Regions from separate parts of the Homo sapiens genome. Here regions 2 and 3 are each linked to region 1. Evidence: read pairs that join two places in POLR2A ChIA-PET (ENCODE). Cell type or tissue: CD4-positive, alpha-beta T cell. All regions are shown on one strand.

Region 1 (8,000 bases):
TATTTAATTTGAGCTGGGCTTTGATTTGGGAAAGTACTGGCTGTAGAGGAACAACACAGTCGTTTAGTGTGTCATGGAAATAGGATGTGGACCTCAGAAAGAAGAGAGTCTTGATTTTGTCATCACATATCTTGGGAGTCAGTTTTCTGGAAAAACAACAAATGACTGGTGAAAGCTCATTTGAGAAGGATATTACTCAATTTGATTATTGTTAGAGAAGAGTGAAAATTTAGTATGCCCTTCTGAATATTTTTAGAGAGGAGGCCAGTTTGTGAAACAAGTCAGCCTGTCAGATACAGTCTGGCCATATCAAAGACTTTTCAAAGTCTATGAAAATGTGGAGACTCTTGAGTTAGAGAACTTGGATCTCAGAAGCATGGAGAGCCAAACATTATGGTAACAACTTACTGTTTCTCTCATATTCTAACTACACATTTAAATGAAACCAATCCTGAATGAAACAATGAGTTTTAAAATGGTTAGTTTGGGAAACTTCAAGTCTTAATCCTTTTCATTGTATGAAATAATATATCTTCTTAGGTTGGAATTGCGCACTTCATGATGTACTTTAAGTAACAAAAGTGGAGCACTTTAATTTTTTTCTAAAGAGAAAGTGTAAAATACATTATCCTGCAAAACTTCCTTTTATCCTCACAGTTATTTCTTCTCTTTCATGGTGTAAAAGAGGTGCATTTGAAAATAGCACCAGGAACCTGAAGAACTCCTTTTTTTTTGTTCTGGTTTATATTTTCAATTGTGTATTTATTCATAAGTTAATTTATCTTACCGTTCTCATACTGATCTTTATATCCTCAGTCTATACTAAATTTATGGTAATACTGATTTTATTTAGCCTGTAATCAGGATTATAAAATAAAACATTTTTAAGTCTTCCCTCTTTGTCCTTTCCAAGTGCCATCATCAGCAACTAGGTATAGACCAGAGAGCATGAATTTTGAATAAAATCTTCACTGAGCTTAGGCAGTATTTGGGGAGTCACATGCAGCTTGGGGAGTGCTAATTGTATACCATTGGCAGATGATTTGAAGGAACAAGTATAAGTATGTTCAAATCAAAAACACAAGAATTGCTGCAGAGATTTAATGGATAAAAGAACAATTGATATGAAGGAGAAAAGACACCCCAAAAAAAGTTGGTGTAAGATCATTCAGGAAACAGATATCCACTACAGTATTTCCTAGGATTGGATACAGTGGAATCACATTTACAGTCAAGAATCATTTGATACAGTTTGGGAAGCCAAGTAAATAAAGCAGTTGGATGTGATTAGATTTTTTGCAGGCCCCTCTCAGCACTCACACTCAGGGGCACTGGCCACTGGGAAGTAAAGAAGTGGTTGCAGTTAGGAATAAGGAGTTTGAAAATGAGAAGAGTTTGCGATTGCTTTTCAGCAAGATTGAAAGACTAGCTATGCTAGTCCTGAACTGAGTGGAGATTTCAGTTCTCTGAGCCTATTTCTTGAAAAAATCGGGATAGAAATATATATATGTGAAGCAAATAGCAAACTCTAATATACTATGCAAATTTAAGATATCATGTGATAAAGTTGTATTATTCAGATGTTTAGGAAATAAGACAACAGAATATTATTGAAGGGCTTTGCATCACTGTAAGTGGGGAAATCTAAGTTACCTTTAATATTGCCTTAAATAGTACATGACTGGATAGGACAACTAATATATATTAAATGGTAAAGTCTTTGATGTGCCTTTACCATATAAAAAAATTTCAGTAACCTTCTAAACATGAAACTTGTTTATCAAGAAGCAGTAGAACCGAGGATGAACTTCATGAAAACATCGAGATGATTTCTGTGCCAATTCTTAAGATTAATTTCTTGTCAATTCATAGGTTACAATGCAATGCACATTTTAAGTATCAGGATACTCATAAAACCCTAAACATATGTTTAAAAATAGAGTTTATATTTTTAGGGTAGTTTTAGCTTCTCAGCAAAATCCAGCGGAAGGTACAGAGATTTCCCATGTACTTCCTGTCCCCACATACACACAGCCTCCTCCACTATCGAAGTCTTGCGCTAGAGTGGTACATTTGTTATAATCCAAGAACCTACATCGACACATCATGGTCACCCCAGGTCCATAGTTTACATTGTTTTAATTCATGTCCTGATGTGAAACATTGCTTAGTTCAAATGTTAGAGATGTTGACACAGTAAAACATCTGTAATGTTTGTTCACCATGAGAACAGAATCTACAATTTGTTTTGTAGTTGACGATCTGTCTCAAACTGCACAAGCTGAAATTAAACTATTTCAATTTTTTATTTCAAAATGATCATAAAATACCTTATGGCCTTATTTTTAATCGTTATTAACCGTAAGCCACAGCTTCTCTACAATTACACATTGTTATAATCTGGTTTATGGCTTGAAACTAAATGGAAGGCTGGAAATTTAGAAGGAGACTTTAAAAATCTTTAAGAAACATGAACAGGTAATTTCCATTTTAAAACACTCTGGCTAAAGGTTTTGTTGGCTATTAAAGTGGATAAGTATAAGATTGAAAGATTCTTAAGAGATTCTGATTGTTAAAAGTATTAGTTGAGATAGGATAACTTAAGGTCCTAATAAATAAAAGGAGTGCAGTGGGTGTTTTCATAATGAAAACATATAGAATATGCTTTTAGAAACGTCTCAGGGGGCCTTCTTGCCTACTTTCACCTTACTGGAGCTCTGCAGTGAAGAAATGTTCCTTTTCCTGTTTTATGTCTGACAGTTATTTACGGAATTCACAATTGGAAAGGAGATAGAAAACGAGGGGAAAACAACTGCAACAACACTTACGTGATTTTTCACTTTTGATGACTTGGAAATAATCCTAGTGGAAAAAAGAGTCATCTTTAGGGAAACTGCGTTCAAAATTACGCTGAGGAAAGTGCGCCCGGCCAGTGCGTCCTCCAAACACCTGGAAACGCACGCCTTTTCCTCCCCGTGGGAAATCCAGGCGGTGGAGGAGGGCAGCCTGCAGTCTGCGGCTGGGAGCGCTGGGCTTGCGAGCTCGGTTTCCTCCGGGAGGAAGAGCAGCTCTTCCCCGCGGAGCCCCAGGGCTGGCCTCCGGTAGCAGCGCTGGGCCGGCCGGGGACGGAGGCGCCGGGAGCGCCAGCGGGAGAGGGGAGCCCTGGCCGCCCGCCCCGCGCCGCCGCGCCGCCGCGCGCTGCCTGCCCTGGACGCGGCTTGAACTTTGGCCCCCCGTCCGCTGACACCCGAGGGAGCATGAATGCAATGACGTCTCCGCAGGGCTCAGCTGCACAACAGGAAATGCTCTCGGCCTCCCCCCTTCCTGCCGGGAGAAAGTGGGGCTCGCCGCGCCCGGCGGCCGCCGCAGGGCCGGCCCAGACCTAGTTTCTCGGCCGCGGGCCCAGCGCCGGGAGCTGGTCCGGGAGGGAGAACGCGCGCCCCGGCCCGGGTTCACTGGCCCCAGCGTGTCGGGGGACTCCACGGTGCGGAAAAGCCCGGGGGTCAGGGGACAGTTGGGCTCGCGGGGACCACAGCACTGGCACCTCCCTGACTCAGAGGACGCCCAGTCAGGTGGGCCCGGAGCACCGGGGGCTCCCGAAGTGGGGCCTGATGGTGCCCAGGAGCGCTGACCTCAGGAGGCCTGAGTCCGTTTGTCATTGCCCGGATAGAATATACGCTCTTTCTTTTCACAAAGCCCTCACAGGAAACCTTGTTTAACTCTCCCTCTAACTGCCACCTTTTTACTTTGTTGTGGAAACAAAGATATGAATGTTTAGTGCAAAGCACAAACATCATGCCGTTAATACACTTCCAGACAGAATCATTACAAGAAAATGATCTCAGTGTTCATGATTTTAGCTGTTGTTATTTAGGGAATATGATTAATTTGGTTTAAAAGAATACTAATGATCTTGTGAATTTGAAGACAGTGTCAAAGCCCTGGATTTATTATACTGAAATTATTAGATGGACTTTTACTGTTTTTATAATAATATTATTTTGCTAGAGGTAGACGTAAAAAGTTGAACACAAGCAAGTTAACCCAAGCTGTTAAATTTAAAAAAAGTTTAAATTTGCATGAATCATCTTTAGAACTATATTTAAGAATCGATGTTTAGTACTAATAATCTATAATTTAGTAACTTGAATCTTACGTGTCTTCCATACTTGCAGGTATGATAAAGAAGAGTCGTATCAGCTGAGCAGTCGTGATTGTGATTACGTCCCTGGTTGACTCATGAATAGGCTTTGTAATGGTAGATTGTTCTTTTGGACACACAGCCAAAATGCTAAAGTTCACTGGGAGGTCTGCTAAGGTTTCTTACATCAAAGAGTTGACAGAGAAAGGACTTACTAAATGAAAATATTATTTAGTAGTTTCTAGTAAACCTCAAAAATCATTCCAAATTGGAACATACACTATGTTTACATGTTTAAGTTAAACTGAGTCATGAAGCTAACCGCTGACTTATGTATGCTTTCAGTAGTGTTGCCTAAATGTTCTCATTTAAAAGAAGTCCCCATAGGATTATGAGATGTGCATATAGTACGATGTCATTTTTCTTGGGAAACTTTCAGCTTACTTATGCAATAAGGAAATTTAAGGTTATTTGAGTACATCTGGAATAATAGCTTTAGATTTTTGAAATTTGTCTTTTTGGGGTAGCTTTTCCCTTTTTCCTTGACAAAATATAACACAACGATCCTATTTCCTATCTGAGCTTAGTTCAAGTTGTTATGGTGGCAAAGTTATGGGTTATGAAATGCACAAAAATGTTGGTACAGATATACTTAGTGGCCCACTTAAGAAAATAAAATTGGAGATTAAGAATAGAGGGAAGGTTGTGGCTCCTTGGTATTATGTTAGGAGAGCAGAATCCATTATAGTACACTCTTACAGTTAAACAATTTGGGGACAAACAAGGTTATGTGAGTGACAAAGTTTCATAAAACTAGAAAGCACTATGTTAATGCAAGATTACTTTCTAAAAATATTGATTCTCATTCCCTTTTTTCCTTCACAATAAAATTGTATGGAACGTTTGTGTGGTAGAACAAGGAGAACTTCTAAAGTGCATGTTAGTTTCATCCTTTGAGGCCACATATTGGGTCTCCTGCATTCTATCTGTTTACTCTCTATAAGATTTAAAACAGAGAGAGTAAATAGACAGAAGGCAGAGGACCCAACTATGTGGCCTCAAAAGATGTGGCCGCAAAGGTACTATGAAAGTATTTAGTAGTAGTATTATAGGGACCAGTTACTCCAGATTTGTATGAACAATAATCCCCAGTTTTGATGCAGCATCATGTTGGAGGTGCTAAGTAGGATCCTTAGACTTATTAGTTGAATCTCATAATCACCAGGAGATTAACATACTATTTTATGAAAAATGGAGTGTGAAAAGTCCTTATGGACTGCATAGATTCTGAATTTTTATAACATTAATCCAAACCCAGTACCTTGTCTGTAATTATAGTCTAAGCATATGTGATTTGATTAACACATGAATTACAAATATATCTACTTTTGGGCATATATTCCACCTTTTGTACTGCAGAAAAATTTTGTGCCTTTGCAGTGACCAAAACTATAGTTCTGTTTAGGGTCAGTAGGAGAAGATGTTTTTCCTCTTAACTGAGAAGTTTATGTTTCTTGGAGGAAAATCCTAGAATAAATGCAATCTTCCATTGTATCTTGGAATTACAATTTGAAATATCTTAAACAGTATTTTTTGAAAGAATTGGTTGTCTACTGTATGCCTTTTCCAATGAACTACATAAATAAAGGCAGAGTTTGTCTTTTCCTCTCTGAATGCCTAATGCCTAGAACGGTGCCTGACCCGGAGTAGTTGCTCAGAGCACGGGTGCTGAATGAGGAAATAAAGATGATACTGCTATCTCTCATATTTCAGATGCTATTTTGTAGTCTTCGGTCATAATTTTAGAATTCTCTTTTTGGTAAGAGGTTTAAAAAAGTGAGATATTATTTGATTTTTAATGAAATGTAAACATATAGCAGATGCACAATAAACATTTATTAAATTAAAAAACCACTGAAAGAAACATGATACTGCAATCCTGGTGCTTTATTTACTATTCTAATCATCTGCAGTCCTCCTTTTGCATCTAATGAGAGTCATTTTTTAAAAAGCTCATTGACCTATTGATTTATAAAAGAAGACATTTAGCAAAGCTGAAGAGAGGCCCACTTGAATTTGAATCATTTTAACTAGCACTTAACCCTCGGCCTTTACCTAGCGGTTTGAGATCCAAAGATTCTTTGAGTTCTTAAACCTATTTCATATTTGATTATTTATTGCCTAACAGGATCTTTGATGCTACATTTGAGCCTTTCTGGACATCGGGATTATGGATTAAAAGCCGTTGCTGTACCTCCTGCCTGGTACTGTGCCTGACATAGAATCTAGGGGCTCCACAGGGCTGGCTTTGTGGGCATGTGACCTGTGCATTTGTACAGGGCTCCAAGCTCAGAAGGGCCCTGAGTTTGGTTAAATGATCTGCTGTCACTGTCTTGAAATTAATTTTTGAGCAAGGGGTCTTCATTTCTCTGCCTTGCTAAGGTACAACTGAATAAAAAACAGATGGTGTGTTTGGGATCCATCCAATATATCAGCTGAATTGGAATATTATTTGGAATCAAATATGAATGGTTTTGAAAAAGAAAATCTTCTCCAAAGTGTTCAATATATCCTCTTGGTTGGAACATAGGAGACTGTAGCTAACATCATGGGAAATGTAATAGGTAGCATTAACTATCTTATTTTTAAATGTCATCTGTTATATTTTGGTTCATGCTTATCTTATTGTTCACTATTAAATATTTAACTATGATTTTTTTTTTTTTGAGACGGAGTCTTGCTCTGTTGCCCAGGCTGGAGTACAGTGGCACGATCTCAGCTCACTGCAACCTCCGCCTCCCGGATTCAAGCAATTCCCTACCTCAGCCTCCCGAGTAGCTGGGATTACAGGCTCCCACACCATGCCTGGCTAATTTTTGTATTTTTAGTAGAGACAGAGTTTCACCATCTTGGCCAGGCTGGTCTTGAACTCCTGACCTCGTGATCCACCCGCCTTGGCCTCCCAAAGTGCTGGGATTACCAGGCATGAGCCACCGCGCCTGGCCTAAATATTTAACTATGAAATATTTATCTCTTATTAGTGGTATAATTATTTACTAATTACTGATTTATTGATAATAGTTTGTTAGATGTTGGGCAGGATTTATATTAAAACATGTTTGTTTTCTGGAGAGTACTATGTGTTTACATGAATACATGTTCATATAAATACTATGTATTTACATGCTCATACCTGCAAAATAATAGGAGGGGACAAGACAGTCTTTTAAAAAAATCTGTTTTTGAGGCTCTCTAGGGATGTACATGTCATAATTCTTATTGAGAGCCAGTTCTGTTGCTTAATCAGACTTACGACTGGAAAAGAGGCAGTCAGTATAGAGTGGGACCAGAACTGTGGGTTTCAGAGCTGGCCTGCCTGGGTTTGAGTACTGTCTCAGTTACTTTCTAGTTGTATGACTTTTGGCAAGTTACGTTTATCCCCTTAGCCTCCAGTTTGCTCACCTGTAAAACCAGGATACCTCTTAAAACAGACCTTATGAGGCTTAAGTGTACTAATATATGTAAAGAACCTGGCCTGTAGTAAGCACTCAATAAATGAAGTTCAGGCCACTCTGGATCTTACTATTTTAAAATTTTAGAAGTATACTTATGTGGTTATTTATATTTATTAAATGCGAATTGAGAGCTTGTGTTGCTATCCCCAAAGACATCATAGTCAAGTGAAGGAACTGACTTGCAATTCAAGAATTAGGATATTGGAATAAGGGCAAAAGTAGGGGGAAGCAGAGGGTGAAAAGAAGGGCCTGGAGGGAGCCCTAAACCCTCCTTGCAGAAGAGGTGAAATGGAACATTCCCTCAGCTGCCTTTGGAAGGATCAATAGACACTGAGAGCAGCTTG
Region 2 (8,000 bases), 110 kb after region 1:
TTTAAAATTCAAAATTATTTAAATGCTGCTGAAGCTTTTTAATATTTTTTTGAAATTGAATTAAATCCTCAGCTGTTTTTACAGAAGCAAAACTATTCACAAGTTTGTTTTTAGTGTCCATTTTAGTTGCTAATGTAAAGAATTGGCATCATGCTTCATACAGGTTACATCTTTACAAATTTAAGAATAAGAATTGTTTAATTGCGAAACACTCTTCAAGTGCCATGTGCAATTGTTCCAAATGCTGCTCTAATTATTAACGATTCTAGAACCACTGATCAGAGCACGAAGAGAAACCAGGAAAGGGATGCTTGGCATGGTTACACTTGTTATGCGAGAATCTGTTGCGTCCACACCATCTGAGAGAAATGACTCTTAAGTCTTTTCTTTTACCTAAGCATTAATGCTGCTTGAATCTTCTCTGCTTTGGAAATGATGTCTAACTCCACACTGCAATGTCACAATCCACGAACCTTCAGGGCATTCCAACTCAGTCACTCTTTGACTGGTGCAAAGAGATTGGGCAAGAGAAGCATTTCCCTCGGGGCTTAAACCGTTGTCGCGGGGTTTAGGGTTACAGGACATCTGGATGCCTATGATAAAGGTGCTGTGGATTTTTCAGTGAATTTATTTGTGCTTGTTTGTGATATGCAGGCTTTCTAAAGTGTGGGACCCATGACAAGGACCCCTCTTTCCTGGAAGTATGGACTCTGCTGTCTGTGGGGGCAACTGGGCATTAGGATTCTTACTGAGGGCGCCATCTGCAGAGGCGGCAGAGGGGTTCCTTCCTGAGGACGCTAGGGGGAGCTGGTGCAGGAAAGAAGCCATGGCAGATGGTGTTGTGACTGGCTGTCAGACTGCCTGTGGGCTCTTGTAAGTCTCCCTTGCTGGAATCCTAGATATACTTAGTTGGGACTTTTTAAGGGGACTGGAGGTCCTGTGTGAGCAGGTGGGGCTGGAACAGGAGCTGTGGTTAATTGGTGTTAATGTCACTTCTTATGTATTTGCCTGTAGGCTGGTAGGGCTTGATAGTGTTTGGGTAACTCATTTCCAAGTCAATAAGTGTTCCTTCCCTCACTTGGAGAGGGATGAGGAAAGACACTTCTATCCTGTAAATCTGTTTTTCTCCACACAGTTGGAAAGAATAGGAATTGCTTTATTTCTCTTTGTGAATCTTCTCTGTGGAGGGAGCCAGGGACACAATGCAATCATTGATCTGAGATAATGGAATTATAAAGGGATTTATTATTTACCTAGGCTGGGGCTCTTAACCACAAATGGACAGAATTCAGAAAATTTGGTTGAGAAAAAAACTGTTTCATTAATCTCTAACTGAAGTTTAGCACTTCCTTCATTATTCATGTAAGCAACAAATGACAGTAGTTTCAGCAGTGTCAGTGATGTTGTCACCAATAGAAATCACAGACAGTTTCATATCACATTACCATTGTGATTCATATCTCAAAGTGTCTTTATGATTATGACTACTCCGAATTATGGTGAATATTAGACCTGCACTATATCTTGTTTTTAATTATTAATAAAGAATTATGTATATTACTATCAACAAGTTTGCTTTGAAAGTTATTTTGAGATACCTATATTCATGGTAATTGGTTTCCTTTGTAATCCAGTGTAGTTTAAAACATTCTGCTAAGAATGAGCCCACAGGCTTCATCAGACTGCCAAGGAGGTCATGGCAGCCAAAAGACTCAAAAGGTCTGATGTAGACGAAATCCTGTGTTTTACTGCAGATTAAGGCTTTAGAGTGTGAGAGTTACTTAAGGTCATATGGTGGAGCCGGAATTAAAAGTAGCGTCTTTCCTGCACTGTGTGGCCTCCTGGCACCTCAACCCTGGTCTTAGTGCCAAGGGAATGAGTGCCTTTGGCTTCTTTGATGAGTACTTTGATTATGACGAAGTCCAAGCCAGCTTCTGTCTTTGTTTGCACTTTGCTGGTCTGTGGTGGCTTTCTCCCCACCCCTGCTTTCCAGGCCTGGAGGTGGTGGTGAGGTGTGGTCATCTCCAGCCATGCCTGCCTCTATGTCCCATGGCATCACAAGGCATGCTGTCCTGTGACAGCTAGGGGATAGTCAACAGAAACAATAGAATATTTAGCCTTGATTGCTTGACCTAGTTTTGGTGGTGGTGTTTCAAGCAATGTGAGTATTATCAGGGGAAATCTTTCAGCCAACCCAGTGGGCTTTGTTAAATTAATTTAGGAACTCGTGTCACATTATTTCCTCCTCACTATTAGGCTAATAGATACCTGAAATATCAACAGAAAAATATACAGTTAACAGCTAGCATTTAGAGTTCACTTCCTCGTGCCATTTTTAAATGCTGTATAATTCTGTTAACAATATTATTTGTATCCCCATTTTCTGGATGAAAAGACTGAGGCACGGAGAGGTTAGGTAACTTGCCTGAATATTTGTATGTCTGGCAAGTGGCAGAGATGGGACTGAAAGCAAGTATTCTGGCTCCATGGTCCATGATCTGGGCCACTATGCTACATGTCCAGTTATTACTTTAATGCTTTAAGCCATAGTTGTCCAATCTGTCTTTCTTTGGTTCGGGGTTAGACTACGAATGAGTGTATCTGGGATGAAGAGCCTTTGGATTTTTTTTTTTTTTAAATGTAGTCCTAGGAGGAACTCTTCCCAGTCTGCTGGAGCTGTCTCTGAAAGGTACTATGTCATTTGGTTCAAAGTCTGTTCGGCTTTAATCCCTTGCTTGTATATATTCAGGCAATATGGGGAAGGAAAAATATGTTCATACCCAAAAAGTTTAGTAATGCTGCAAAATGCTAGATTTGGATTGACTCTGGCTCCATTTCAAGGACATGACAGTGCCTTGATCTTTGCTTTTGAAGCCTTCTTGTCAGCAACATTGGCAAGTACACCTTTGAAAATTTATATCTGAATTCTTGTGTTTTGAAAAAAAAAATGTTTGTTAGTGTTTCTCTTCTTGAACACTGGTTGATGCTTTGCCAACTAGTTAAAAGTCTGCAAATCTGAGTGCTGGCTGAGAAGCTAAGCTTGCTATAACTAGTTATCCCCAGATGGCCAGATTCTGTTATGTACCACTTTTATAGATGCTCAGTGGTTGCCTACATGGGGTTATGAGGTGTACTGTTCCACTTGTTTTTGCCAGGCATGCACAGTACATTATTTGATAGGCTGGGACAGATGGTATAGCTCAAATGAAAATGATGAGGGAGAAAAGAAAGTGAAAAAAAAATAGAAAAAGGGCATTTGATTTTCTAATTCACATTTCGGAAGTGAATTTTAGCGTCTGTGATTGACTAATAAATGCAGTGTTGCTGTAAGACTTGAATTCATGAACGTCTGTTTAAACAGCTATAACTGAGTAATCAGCAGGAAGCAACCTTTTCCTTCGTGGATGCTGTCCCAAACTTCATGGGGTCTCCTCCAGATCTGAAAATGTTTGGGCCATTGAAAGACATCAAAAATAGATCTGGATATTTCAGAGTATGATATACCACCACCAATACCAACCAAAACAGAAAAATCCCAATTATATTTTTAAACTGGAAGAGAGGGAGGGGAGGTGGTGAGGATACAGAGAGAGAGAGAGAGAGAGAGAGAAGAGAGAGCGAGCCTGGTAAAGTAGTGGTGATAAGGACAATTAATCAGTCTTCGTACAGCTGCTTCCTGACATTTCTGCAAATTGTTGTGGAAAAATTAATGAAGGTTAGATCAGTAATAGTTTCAAGCTTGGCCAGTGGAAAGTATGACAATGTTTCCATCAGCAATTAAATCGGGCTGCTTTCTTTTTTCTATAGGGGAAGTGGTATGATGTATGTTCCCCACAGGAAATGGAAAACGGCAGCTGAACTGTGTGTGAGCCCAGGTATGGAGGAGCATTTGGGAGTGCTCCAGCCGCCTCTCCTTGATTAGCACCACAGATTTGCATTTTTCTGCTGAAAGGATTTTGCTATACAACACGCCGAAATCCTTCCTTTAACAGAGAGTGAGAATCTTGGGATTTTATTGCACGGACATGGATGTACTGTGGATCTAAGCTTTGGGAGCCAGAAAGTGGAACTTATGACAAACAGAAAGTGAAACTCACCTATCTAATTTTATTTTTCAAGCTGAAGGTAGTTCAGTACAGGCCCTGTTCACATCCTGTGTAACCCTATGGGATTTTCCCCAGTATTAGTTAAAAATTTTCCCATAGGGTCACACAGGATGTGAATTAAAGTAAACACTTAACAAGCATGATGAAAAGGAAATTAGCTTTCTAAATGGTCCTTTCACTGTTAACATCCTGAATAGTTATTAGAAACATGGGAAAGGGTCACTTCGGTGTCTCCTTATCAAGTTGTTACCTTATAGTAGAATATATGAATCTTCTTCCCTGTTATATATGAAATGGATTTCCTTGTATGTGAAACTTAAATTTACAAAAGTATTTTTCCTTTTGGAAAACATTAAAAAGCTTAGCAGAAGTTTGTAGATTCTTGCTTCATAGCCTTTTCTGGGGTAGAGGTTTATAAACCCCTTTAAGATTCATAAAAGCTCCTGACTCTTTTCCCCAGGAAAATGCACATAGACACAACATTTTGCAACATTTTTGAAGTTTTGCATATCTCTTACATAGACCTTGAACCCCAAGCATTTTTCTTTTTTTCCCCTTTTTTCTTTTTTTAAAATTTGAGACAGGGTCTCACTCTGTTGCCCAGCCTGAAGAGCAGTGGAGTGATCATAGCTCATTGCATCCTGGGCTCAAGCAACCCTCCTGCCTCAGCCTCCCAAGTGGCTGGGACTACAGGTGCACACCACCATGCCCAGCTAATTTTTTCCTTCCTTCCTTCCCTCCTTCCCGCCCTCCCTCCCTCTCTCCCTTCTTCCCTGCCTCCCTTCTTTCCCTCCCTCCCTCCCTCCTTTCCTTTCTTCTGTCCTTCCTTCCTGACAGGTTCTTGCTATATTTCCCTGGCTGATCTTGAACTCCTGGCTTTAAGCAGTCCTCCTGTCTCGGCTGCCCAAAGTGTTGGGATTACAGGCTTGACCCACCTTGCCTGGTTCCTGGGCATTTTTTAATGGACTGGGTTTTAAAAGCTTTTTTTTTCTTTTCTTTTTCTTTTCTTTTTCTTTCTTTCTTTCTTTCTTTCTTTCTTTCTTTCTTTCTTTCTTTCTTTCTTTCTTTTCTTTCTTTCTTTTCTTTCTTTCTTTCTTTCTTTCTTTCTTGTCTCTCTCTCTTTCTTTTTTTTTTTGACAGAGTTTTACTCTGTCCCCCAGGCTAGAATGCAGTTGTGCAATCTTGACTCACTGCATCCTCCACCTCCTGGGTTCAAGAGATTCCCAGGCCTCACCCACCCAAGTAGCTGGGATTACAGGCATATGCCACCACGCCTGGCTAATTTTTTGTGGAGACGAAGCTTCATAATGTTGCCCAGGCTAGTCTTGAACTCCTGACCTCAAGTGATCCACCCGCTTTGGCCTCCCAAAGTGCTGGGATTACAGGCGTGAGCCACCGTGCCCGGCTTTAAAAGCGTTGTATGGGCAGATAGAAACTTACAGCTACAACCATAAACTGTTAATCATTATAAGTAAATATTTCGTAAGAGGTAATTTTTAGGAAACTTTAAGTGCAATAAAGATTATTTCACTTTTCCACCTAAAGAAGGCTTCCTTGCCTTTAGAAGGGAGCTTGTACATTGGACAAAACATACAAAGCTGTGTTTGAAGCTGGCTGTGTGGCATTCTAGCAGGTGACTTTAGTTGTCCTGCCTCAGATTCACCATGTCTAAAATGGTGGCAACAATGAGGTAATTTGTCACCTGTGTCTGGCAAATAATACATGCTTCATACACATCCCTTCCTTCCTCCTTTGAGATTTAGTTTATTTTTATTTTACTTGTTTTTTTTTTTTTTGAGACAGAGTCTCACTCTGTTGACCAGGCTGGAGTGCAGTGGCGTGATCTTGGCTCACTGCAACCTCCGCCTCCCAGGTTCAAGTGATTCTCCTGCCTCAGCCTCCCGGGTAGCTGGGATTACAGGCATGTGCCACCAGGCCCAGCTAATTTTTGTATTTTTAGTAGAGATGTTGGCCAGGCTGGTCTTGAACTCCTGACCTCAGGCTATCCCCCTGCTTCAGCCTCCCAAAGCGTTGGGAATTGCAGGTGTGAGCCATCCTACCCAGCCAAGATCTACTTTAAGTGTCACTTTCTTGCGCATCATTTTACAATTCTTCAAGGCAGATTCTTATCTTCACTTCCTACTTGGTGTTCTTCCGTTGCCTTGTCAATTTCTTTACTCTTAAAAATTGTGCTGTCATTCATTATTTACATCTCAGAGTGTGAACTTTGAGGATCTTGTACTTATTAGTAATGTTATATTTATCTCCATGCAAGTTGTGTCCAGCATAGTACATAAGACACATGGGCATTTCCTGCTTATTAAATTAGTAATAATAGTCCAATGCTTATTTGAAATGAAATAACTTAGATTTGGCATTGTGATTGTCACTTCATGGTGTATATGTGACTGCTGGTCGTCTCCAAATGAGATCAAATGATCAGCATACAGCCAAAGTGAAATTTAGTGAGAGAACAGAGCCTAGAACTGAAAGTGTGTTTTTTCTAGCATTGGCTACAACCATAGAGTATTCTAAGCTGGAGCCACAGTATTTTAGCCAGAGCTTTCAGTCAGGTTAATTACCAAGTAATTTTTTAAGAAGGTACTATTACATTTCTAAAATATATAGACCTAATCTCTGAGACTCAGAGAAGAAAATTTGGGCCCTCCAACCTTAGTTTGTATTTTAGTCTTTAGAATCCAGGATCAAAGGATAGCTTGAAGAACATACCTATCTGCCTTATTTTGTATTGTTTCTTAAGTCCTCTCATGCCCTTGCTAATACAGTTCAAGTCGAGTTGAACAAAAGTGTGTCCTGTCCTCAAGGAGCTGTCATTCTTCAACACCCACTCCTCCCCACTTTGAGAGAGAGAGATAGCGTGTTTGTGTGTATATGTATATGTACACACACACACACACACACACACACCCTCTGGTGCTATTACAAACATTTTTATAGGGAACTTAAATAAAAATTCATATAGAACCAGAATCTATCTTAGTATTTGAACAACTCATTGGCAGTAAACTCAGTTCCTTCTGTACAGGATTAATGGTTTCCAAGCTGTAAATTATGATTTAGAGCCTTGTGCATTAAGATTGACTTTGAGCCAGGGGAGGCTTGGAAGAGGACAATGTATAGTTTGCTTTAGGAGGTCTTGGAGCACATTTGTGTGGGGAAAACAGCAGTGAGTTAGAGTGAAGAACGAGAAATGCCAGACGCAGGGGATGGTATCTGGTAGTCTATGTGTCCTGTTGTGCAGAGTGCTAGGAAATCCAAAGCGACTTCAGAAGTAGAACTGTGGATTCTTAGCGGTGCTAATAGTGTGAGTTGAGTGATGAGGAGGTGGTCGTAGTTGAAATAGGATAGGATAACAGAGCTCGTGACCATGAGAAGTAGACAAAGAGATGAATTAAGGAAATATAAGGAAGGAAAAAATATATTCTGGAAATGGGCTGAACTGGGGGCAAAGAACAGTAGGGTTGAAGATTTTGCTAAATAAATCATTGGCTGTGAACTCTTGGCTCTCGTGAGATGCATGACCATTCCCTTGCTCAGGCATTTCCACCTCCTGGAAAGCCTTGTCTTTGCCTGTCAGAATATTCAAGCCCTAATTTAACTTCTACCAGCTGCATAAATATTTGTTTCATGACATTAGCTCATAGCAATCTCTTTTTTACTGCACTCATGTACTACTATTATAAATGTAGTAGCACTTAATTGATGTTTAGAGCTATAATTTAAATTTTCACCTGCATGCTTTGTGTCTCCAATAAGGTTCCAAATTTGTATAGAATTGGGTAGTGTAAAAAAAAATCCTCTCTATTGTCCAATACAAAGTTATGTGTATAGCAAGAACTTGGTATGTTATCAAGAGTTTTAAAGGATATTGAG
Region 3 (8,000 bases), 62 kb after region 1:
GACATTTCACTTGGCCCGAGATTTAAGTGATTGCTCTTTAAAATGTGTTTTGCTCATGATAGAATGTATTTTTGTTCTTGTGAACCATGCACTGAAGCTTTAGCCAATCAGAGGAAGGAATTTACTGTACGGTAAAAGGAAGTATTTGTTCCGTTATTGTAGTATGTGGCCTCTTGCCATTTTTGATAAAGGATTGAAGTGTTGTGCACCCAAAGTCTGCTACCCTCTTGACCCTTCATCAATCATCAGCTGGACTGTGAGGTTAAGTGAACTGTAGCCCGGTAGGATAACTATTGTTTAAGCATTGTGTAACTCCTGAAAGCGGAAATTACTGACACAGCTGACTTGCAATGTGATCTTTCTAGTTTTAAGATTATATGCATAATTTTCCTTTCTGTTTCTAATCTATGCCAGATTAGAGGTATAAAATGACAGTATATAGGACTTGAAGTCATGTTATTCAATGGATGACCGTGAGACTGTTGGAAATTTATTTTTATTTGCAAGAATAGGAACCTGTGCAAAAATAAATGACCTATTCTAGCACAACGTTTCAAGAAATTCATATGGGATCCTATTGGAATTGTTATTGCCTTAAAACCACTAGGATAGCAACCAAGTCTTGCATGCGAATCCACCTTTATTAATGCGTTAGTTACTGAAAGCATATATTTGTCCACATGTTTTCTAAGTAACTGGCAGCATACACAAATTCTTTTAGCACATATCCTGTTTTTTTGATTGGCTCAGGAAAACTTTATAAGAGCCATGTCCAACATTCACAGCTTTATGTCATCTCGTCTCTGTATTTATGTCACTTTCTTAAACAAGTAGAGTAATATATCAGCTGCAGCTGTTGCTGACCAAAGCTGTCACTGAAGTGGGTGGAGGAAGAGTCAGAGATAATGTGTTCAGATTCTGTGTACCAAAAGCATATCTGTTGCAATCAATCTGTAACGATAACAACTGGCTTGTAGAAGGCACTTCAAGCCAGATACTTTTTTATCTTTGACCAAATGTATAGTAGATTAGATGCCATGATGATAAATACCACTGATAGTTAATACAATCTGGTTGAGTATATATATGATTGCCTGGCTTGTATAATAAGAAAGACCACTGATGTGTAGTCTTCACCAGGTTTGGCCACAGCCTTCCTGTAAAGTTATTAACACAAAACTTGATACTTAATAGCATGCAAAGAAAAAAAAAGACTATGAAATACCTAATAGCAAAAGAGTAAAATCCTTGTTTTCTGATATAGACAGTGATGCTTCCTAATAAGTGTATTTGGATTAAAAGAAATATTCACACTAACACACACGTCCAATTATTTATTACAAGAATTCTACCACCATACTTACCCAGAGCAGGTTGGAAATACTGGAGTCAGTACCTCTCTACCTAAGATTTCTTATAACCCTCTGGATCCTTACCCTTTGTCAACTTCTCCTGTTCACCAGTTTACCACAGGGAGGACTGAAAATTCCCACTGGAAGATTATAGCTTAATTTTTATTTTCTTTTTCGCTTTTTATAAAGATAGTTAATGGCAAAGGGAAATTGTATTTTAGCAGTTAGAAAGGGGTAAGTAGCCACATTGGCCTGAGGCTCATTGCACTTTCACCCCATTAGAGTAAAATGAAATCCTGATGTGGTCAGATCAACTAAGGGAGAGACCGACCTCAAAGATAAAGAGAAAGCCCTTTCCACAGCTTTATATATTTATCCTTTTCCCAGTAATTCTCCTCGTTGTCCTTAGCATCAAAGTACCTATTTCTTTTGGAATTACTATTCTGCCTTATAAAGAGAATCTCCCAGACTAAATGCTCATGGTATAGAAACTTAAAATTAAAGGTAGGCACTTTGACATGGATCTACATACATGGGAGAAAGAGGTAATAAAGGAGTTAGGAGTTAGCACTGACCTAACGCTACAAGAAAATTTCACAGCAGATGTGGAATTTCAGGAACTGTCTACTAATGGGAAATAAGGGTTGTAGAAAAGGAAGAAAAATTAAGTATGGCCAAGTATTATTGAGCATCAATGATTATGCTCAGTGATTTATTAGTAGCTAACATCTATTGAGCACTTACTGTGTGCCAGGTAGGAATGCTTTCTGTGTATTAACTTATTTAGGTTCTCAACAAGTTTTCAAGGCTGTTGCTGATATTATCCTCATTTTACAGTTGAGGGAAAGGAGGCAGGAAACTAAATAACTTGCCCAAGGTTCTAGAGGGCATTAGAGGCAGAGCCAGGATTAGAATTCAGAAAGTCTGATTTAGAGCTTGCCTCTTCACCAGTTGCAGCATGCTGCTTACCTAATTTAATTTCCACCACAGCCCTCCAAAACAGGTATTTTCTTCCATTTACAAATTTTACAAATGAGGAACTCAAAGCCTAGAGAGGTTAATTTTGTCAAGGTCATCCAGCTGGCCAGTGGTAAAGGAAGGATTCGAACCAAGGTCTGATCCTCAAAAGTCTGTGCTTTTTCACTGTAAGAAGAGGCTGTCTTGGGATGGCCTAGAAGTGTAACTGACAGAGGGATCCAGCTCCTTCCTTGTAAGTTAAGATTATTAAAAAGCTTGTATAGGTTGTTCATAACTCGTCCCAAGGCAGTAGAGCTGATGTTTACTGAAGCATGCGAAACGCTTTCTGGTTCACCTCTATCTTCTAGAAATCGTCTGCCTGCCATCATCCTAGGTCGTGTGCTTCATTTCATTTGGTGTGCCTCTTTTCAATGTACTGGGCTGTTCTATTCCTGTTTATAAATCTTTTAAGTGTGCACATTAAAAAAGTAATTAAAATGTCATTATAATTTATAGTATGCCTGAAGTCAATCACCTAATTAAACTACAAGAGAGAAGAGGTGGTACGTTCGTAGGCATTTATGAAGTATTACTGTATTAATTATGCAGGGATTTTGAACCAAGTAAAAGAAAAAGGTACTGGTAACATTATTCCTTAAAGTGTTTCCTTTTTTTTTTTCTTCTCAGTTTCAGACCTTCACTAGTTGGTAGCATAACCCTAATGTGTCTTTTGGCTAATTTTTAATGAAATTAGGATTTTTATGTCTTTCACTCAGCATTTTCTTAAAATGCTCCTGACAGCATTAATGTGCATCATCCCACATCCTAACTGAATAAGCAATTAGAAGCACAATAGAAAACAAAATTTGAATTCATGGGTTATACATAGCTATCCAAATTCTCTTTTGGAGTATAAAAATGGCAGCATATTGGATATCTGGAATCATTCAGAAGAGATTTGGTTTTCCTGGAGCAATAGTAGCTATCAAGAGACTTATTTTCTTATTAAAGAACAAAAAAGCAACCACAACAAAAACAAAAACAAAATTCACATGGCCAAGTAAAATAGGCTGTAATAAATCTCTTGCTGGAGGAAACTATTTTTGAAAAGCTGTTTTTGAATTCTAAGTGCTAGCACATATAGGTAGATAGACACAGATATAGACATAGTTAACTTTTGTTATGTGAGAATTGATGACTTGGATAGGTGTTTCAGCCCCTTGGGAGGTCTTTGCAGTTTGTAATGGAATTGGTTGGCTATATGAATTCTTACAGGGTTAGGACCTTCAAGGAAAGGAGAATTCTGAGGGATATGATTTAGTGTCATCCATGTGAGTGAAAGATTTGTGCAGTGAATTTTTCCTACCCTGTGTTTATTATTTTGGAGGATGAGTAGAATGAAAGGCTCTAATTCTCAGAAGCAATCCTTAAAAAGAAAGGCAATAAAGGCATTTAACTGTTATGTAATAGCAAATGTATATAGCTTCAAGTTATTAGGTGCTCAAAAAATTATTGGGTGAACAAGTGTCTTGTGTAGACTCCAGTTTTCTTTGTTCCTCTATGTGCATGTACAATATCCTAAACGTATAAACAGTTTTCATATTAATATTTATTATTTTTCGCTAAGTCACAAAAGCTGAGTTGACCTGTAGTGTACTTGAAGTATTAGTAATAGTTAAGAAGTTAAAATGTGGATGTCAGTTTCTTTGGAAAACTTCATTCTGAGTGATAAGCTGTGATGTTGAGGAACACAGCTCTTTCTGCTATTGTGAGAGCAGCACTTTACCCTCCGTTTCTAGGCTGTTCCTAGAATTCTTGGTTAAAGGGACCTCCAGGCTCCAGGTGACACTCCTGTAGGCTGCTGGTGATGGGACTGGGAGTTGAGCAGGAGGTGAAATACAGAGAGTGAGCCAAGGCAGGTTTTAGTTCAAGGCTGCTGGGCTGAGGGGGAGAGATAGACAAAAGAGTAAAATACTCAACAAGGGTAGCAGAGAGGAAAGAAAGGACACCCCCTACAGCCCTCTTGCTGGCTTGGCTGCTTACTGGGTGGTCTTTCCAATGGTAGGGGCAAAGGTAAATCATGCACATTTAATTAGAAAATTGCTAACACACACATATCCTCTTAACACGATCTTTGTTTACAGCAGTATAAACATTTCTCCACATGGAACCAAAGCTACATAAAATAATAAGCATGAGATTTAAATAAAGATTTTGCTTATAAGTGTGTTTTTGGGACCTGTGGACTACAAATATTCCTTGAATCAGTGCTCACTGGAATGTGAGCTTTCCCACAGAAAGAAGTGTGTCTTACTCCTTGGGGGATCCTAATCTCTGTCCGAGAGATTCATACAGAGCAGGGACCTCAAAATGTGCAATATGCAAAAGCGTAGTTAGATGAATGTAGATGTGAGGTATTGTGAAGATTTTGGTATTTTTCATTTACTTTAAACCTGGCATGACATTTACTATTGAATTTGACCTCTTCTCTAAACTTATTTTATTTCCTCTTTCTTTCTGAGAACTCAATTAAATCTCTTAAAAAATTCATAACTTGATATTTGCGTGTCCTGTCTTTAGAAATATTTTGTAATATTTTATCAGATATGCCTTGATTCTTCAGAAAGCAATATCTTAGAAAAGCTATTTTTTGTATAGTAATTGTTAATAGTCATTAGTAATTTAAAGAAGTTAATTTGTAATTTCCAAAAGAATCTGAGATTTTGAAATAAAAACAGTCTTAATGTGTTAATGTCAAGAACATTGGACAAGGCAGATACAAAAGATTTGGTTTGTATCTAGGATTTACATTAAAGTAACACAAACTACTATAACTGGTAGTTTATTTTAACATATAGTTTTGTTATAAGAGGTTTTATATTAAATTTTGTGGTGTACTCTGGAGCTGTGAACAGGGAATTTATTAAAAAAAATGCAACAGAACCTGTTCTTGCCTTTTTTATATATTGCATTTGCTACATTAGCAAATCTATTATATATTATGTAATATATTTATTATATGTAATTATATATTACATATAATTACATATATTACATAATATATAATATATTATGTAATATATATTACATATTGTATGTAATATATAATATATGTAATTATATATCATATTATATATTACATATAATATAGTACACAATATATATTATATTATATGTAAAGTACAATATATTACATTTTATATAATACATATAATCTATTATATGCAATATATACATATAATAGATATTTATATATTATATATAAATAAATATATATAATTTATATATTATATAAAAATATATATGATATCTAAATATATTATATGTAATATAATTACATATAATATATTACATAATATATGTAATGTATAATATATAATTACATAATATATGTAATGTATAATATATAGTTACATATATAATTAAATGTAATAGATATAGTACACAATATATAATATATGCAATATATATTACATTTCATAAAATATATAATACATATAATCGATTATGAATCGATTATATGTATTATAAAATATATGATACACATAATCGATTATGTGTATTATAAAATATATGATACACATAATCGATTATATGTATTATAAAATATATGATACATATAATCGATTATATGTATTATAAAATATATGATACATATAATCGATTATATGTATTATAAAATATATGATACATGTAATCGATTATATGTATTATAAAATATGTAATACATGTAATCGATTATATGTATTACATATTACATATATAATAGATGTATTACATAATATATAATAGATTTGCTAATGTAGCAAATGCAATATGAAACTGTCAAGTTAGGAGAAATTGGGAGAAATTGTCTGAAGGAGTGACACTTATCTTTCACATCTGGAATCTAGTACAATACATTGCTTTATTCTTGTAAATATGTTAGTCAAACACACGTTTTGGGTATTAATGTTTATTCTCTACAGTGTAAAAAGAGAATGCAGGGCTGCTAACAGATTCCAGTATAAAAGATTGATAATAGAGTCTTAACAAACTGCTGGGCTGATGTGCCACTCTAACTTTATAAGCCTAAATTTCCCTGAAAAAAAATTTAAGTAACGGTATAAAACTTCAAGTGCCACTTTGTCATTGTTGTTGGTTTTAATTATTACAGCAATCAGTAGCCCTCAAGCTATTTCCCCCATCTTCCTGCAGCTGTCCAGAATAGCCATCTGTTCTTGCAGGTGGGCCAAATTCTAATCTCTAGTAAGGCTTCCACCCGGACTGGTGTGCTTACCTACCATTTCTTTCTTAGGAGCCCGCTTTGAAATGGAATCCTTTTCTAAACAGAAGTTCCATACACTGAGTTTTATCTATTTATAATTTGAAAGTGTGGGACTGACAACTTTGAACTTAGATGACATTAAATTGTTTGGAGGGAGAGGGCAAATTTTAAGGGCATTTACTTGATGATTTGGAAAGAAAGCCCAAACAGATTCTTTTGGAGTGTTAAATTTGGGATATTACTGTTTCATACTCATTACCTTTTACCAACAGTCGGATGGGAAAAATGTGTATGTGGGTTTAAAATAAATTCTGTTAGTATATGGTGCTATTCTACTGTATCCAAGGATACCTTCAAGTAATAGAATTACTTCTTTGCTCTGGCATTTTGCTTATAGTTCCTCCAATGTTATTGCCTCACAGCTCTGGTTTCCATGGGAGGAGACAATATGTTTTTCATATATAAAAATCTGGTTTATTCATCTCAAGCCATTAGTACCTATGTCAAAACTTCTCATTATTAGTAAATTTCATTTTATGTATGAATCATACAGGGGAAGGCCATTCCAATTGATTTGTCAATGAATGGGGAAAGACTGCTACTTGGTAATAATATATAAGACAATGATTATGTTATTTAGAAACGTACAGAACCAAAGAGGTCTATTATTCTAGCCTGCATTTTCCTTTGTGAATGAGCCTCAGCATTTGAATATGCTGAGAGTATTGTCTTCAGGTGTTACTTGCTGGCATGTCGTTCTGTTGTGATGTTTCTGCTATCTGATGTATGCATGTTCGTATACTGTCTGAGTAGATTTTAACTTCCTTGAAAATAGATCTGTGTCTTCTGTGAAATGATAGTTGACTTAACTTCTCTTTCTTTTTTAGTTTTTCCAACATTAAATAAGGCACATGGGAATTAAAGAAGCTTCCTCTCATTTTAAAAAGTCTATTGCTTAGACAAGTTGCAGAATTTGTGCGGAATAAAGCTACTACAAAATTTGTGCAGCAATGGATAGCCTGTAAAGCAGGGGTCCCAGTACCTGGGCTACGGATCACTAGTGGTCTGTTGGCTGTTAGGAACTGCTGCACAGCAGGAGGTAAGTGGAGGTGAGCGAGCATTACCACTTGAGCTCCGCCTCCTGTCATATCAGCAGTGGCATGAGATTCTCACAGAAGCGTGAACCCTATTGTGAACTGCGCATGCCAGGGATCTAGGTCTCTTGCCCAAAGAGAATCTAATGCATGATGATCTGTCACTGTCTCCCATCACCCCCAGATAGGACCATCTAGTTTTCCTGCAGGAAAACAAGCTCAGGGCTCCCACAGATTCTATATTATGGTGAGTTGTAAAATTATTTCATTATTACAGTGTACTAATAATAGAAATAAAGTGTACAATACATGCAGTGCACTTCAGTCTTC

The links. Peaks named below come from ENCODE experiments on the same cell type or tissue, not always from the same donor. Only the 100,000 strongest peaks of a DNase experiment are listed, where the experiment ranks them.
Region 2: POLR2A ChIA-PET joins it to region 1 with 24 read pairs; 9 of 35 experiments call an interaction of 5 or more read pairs at or near these places.
Region 3: POLR2A ChIA-PET joins it to region 1 with 17 read pairs; 11 of 35 experiments call an interaction of 5 or more read pairs at or near these places.

The regions. Positions count from the first base shown.
Region 1 is chr6:142,922,198-142,930,197 of GRCh38, reverse strand. All of the region lies in intron 1 of HIVEP2 (HIVEP zinc finger 2), which reads left to right. Among named protein-coding and RNA genes, the nearest start is that of HIVEP2, 19 kb to the left of the region's middle. RefSeq lists silencers at 1,964-2,053, 2,955-3,524. In CD4-positive, alpha-beta T cell, no CTCF peak of the experiment used is centred here; DNase peaks (open chromatin) are centred at 2,047, 3,277 and 4,238; H3K4me3 peaks cover 3,357 bases; H3K27ac peaks cover 5,098 bases.
Region 2 is chr6:142,815,908-142,823,907 of GRCh38, reverse strand. The region is part of intron 2 of HIVEP2 (HIVEP zinc finger 2); the gene reads left to right. Among named protein-coding and RNA genes, the nearest start is that of HIVEP2, 130 kb to the left of the region's middle. RefSeq lists an enhancer at 3,733-4,202. In CD4-positive, alpha-beta T cell, a CTCF peak has its summit at 833 (motif pointing right); DNase peaks (open chromatin) are centred at 817, 2,997, 3,837, 4,157 and 2 weaker places; H3K4me3 peaks cover 1,700 bases; H3K27ac peaks cover 3,929 bases.
Region 3 is chr6:142,860,424-142,868,423 of GRCh38, reverse strand. All of the region lies in intron 1 of HIVEP2 (HIVEP zinc finger 2), which reads left to right. Among named protein-coding and RNA genes, the nearest start is that of HIVEP2, 81 kb to the left of the region's middle. In CD4-positive, alpha-beta T cell, no CTCF peak of the experiment used is centred here; a DNase peak (open chromatin) is centred at 7,723; H3K4me3 peaks cover 533 bases; H3K27ac peaks cover 1,310 bases.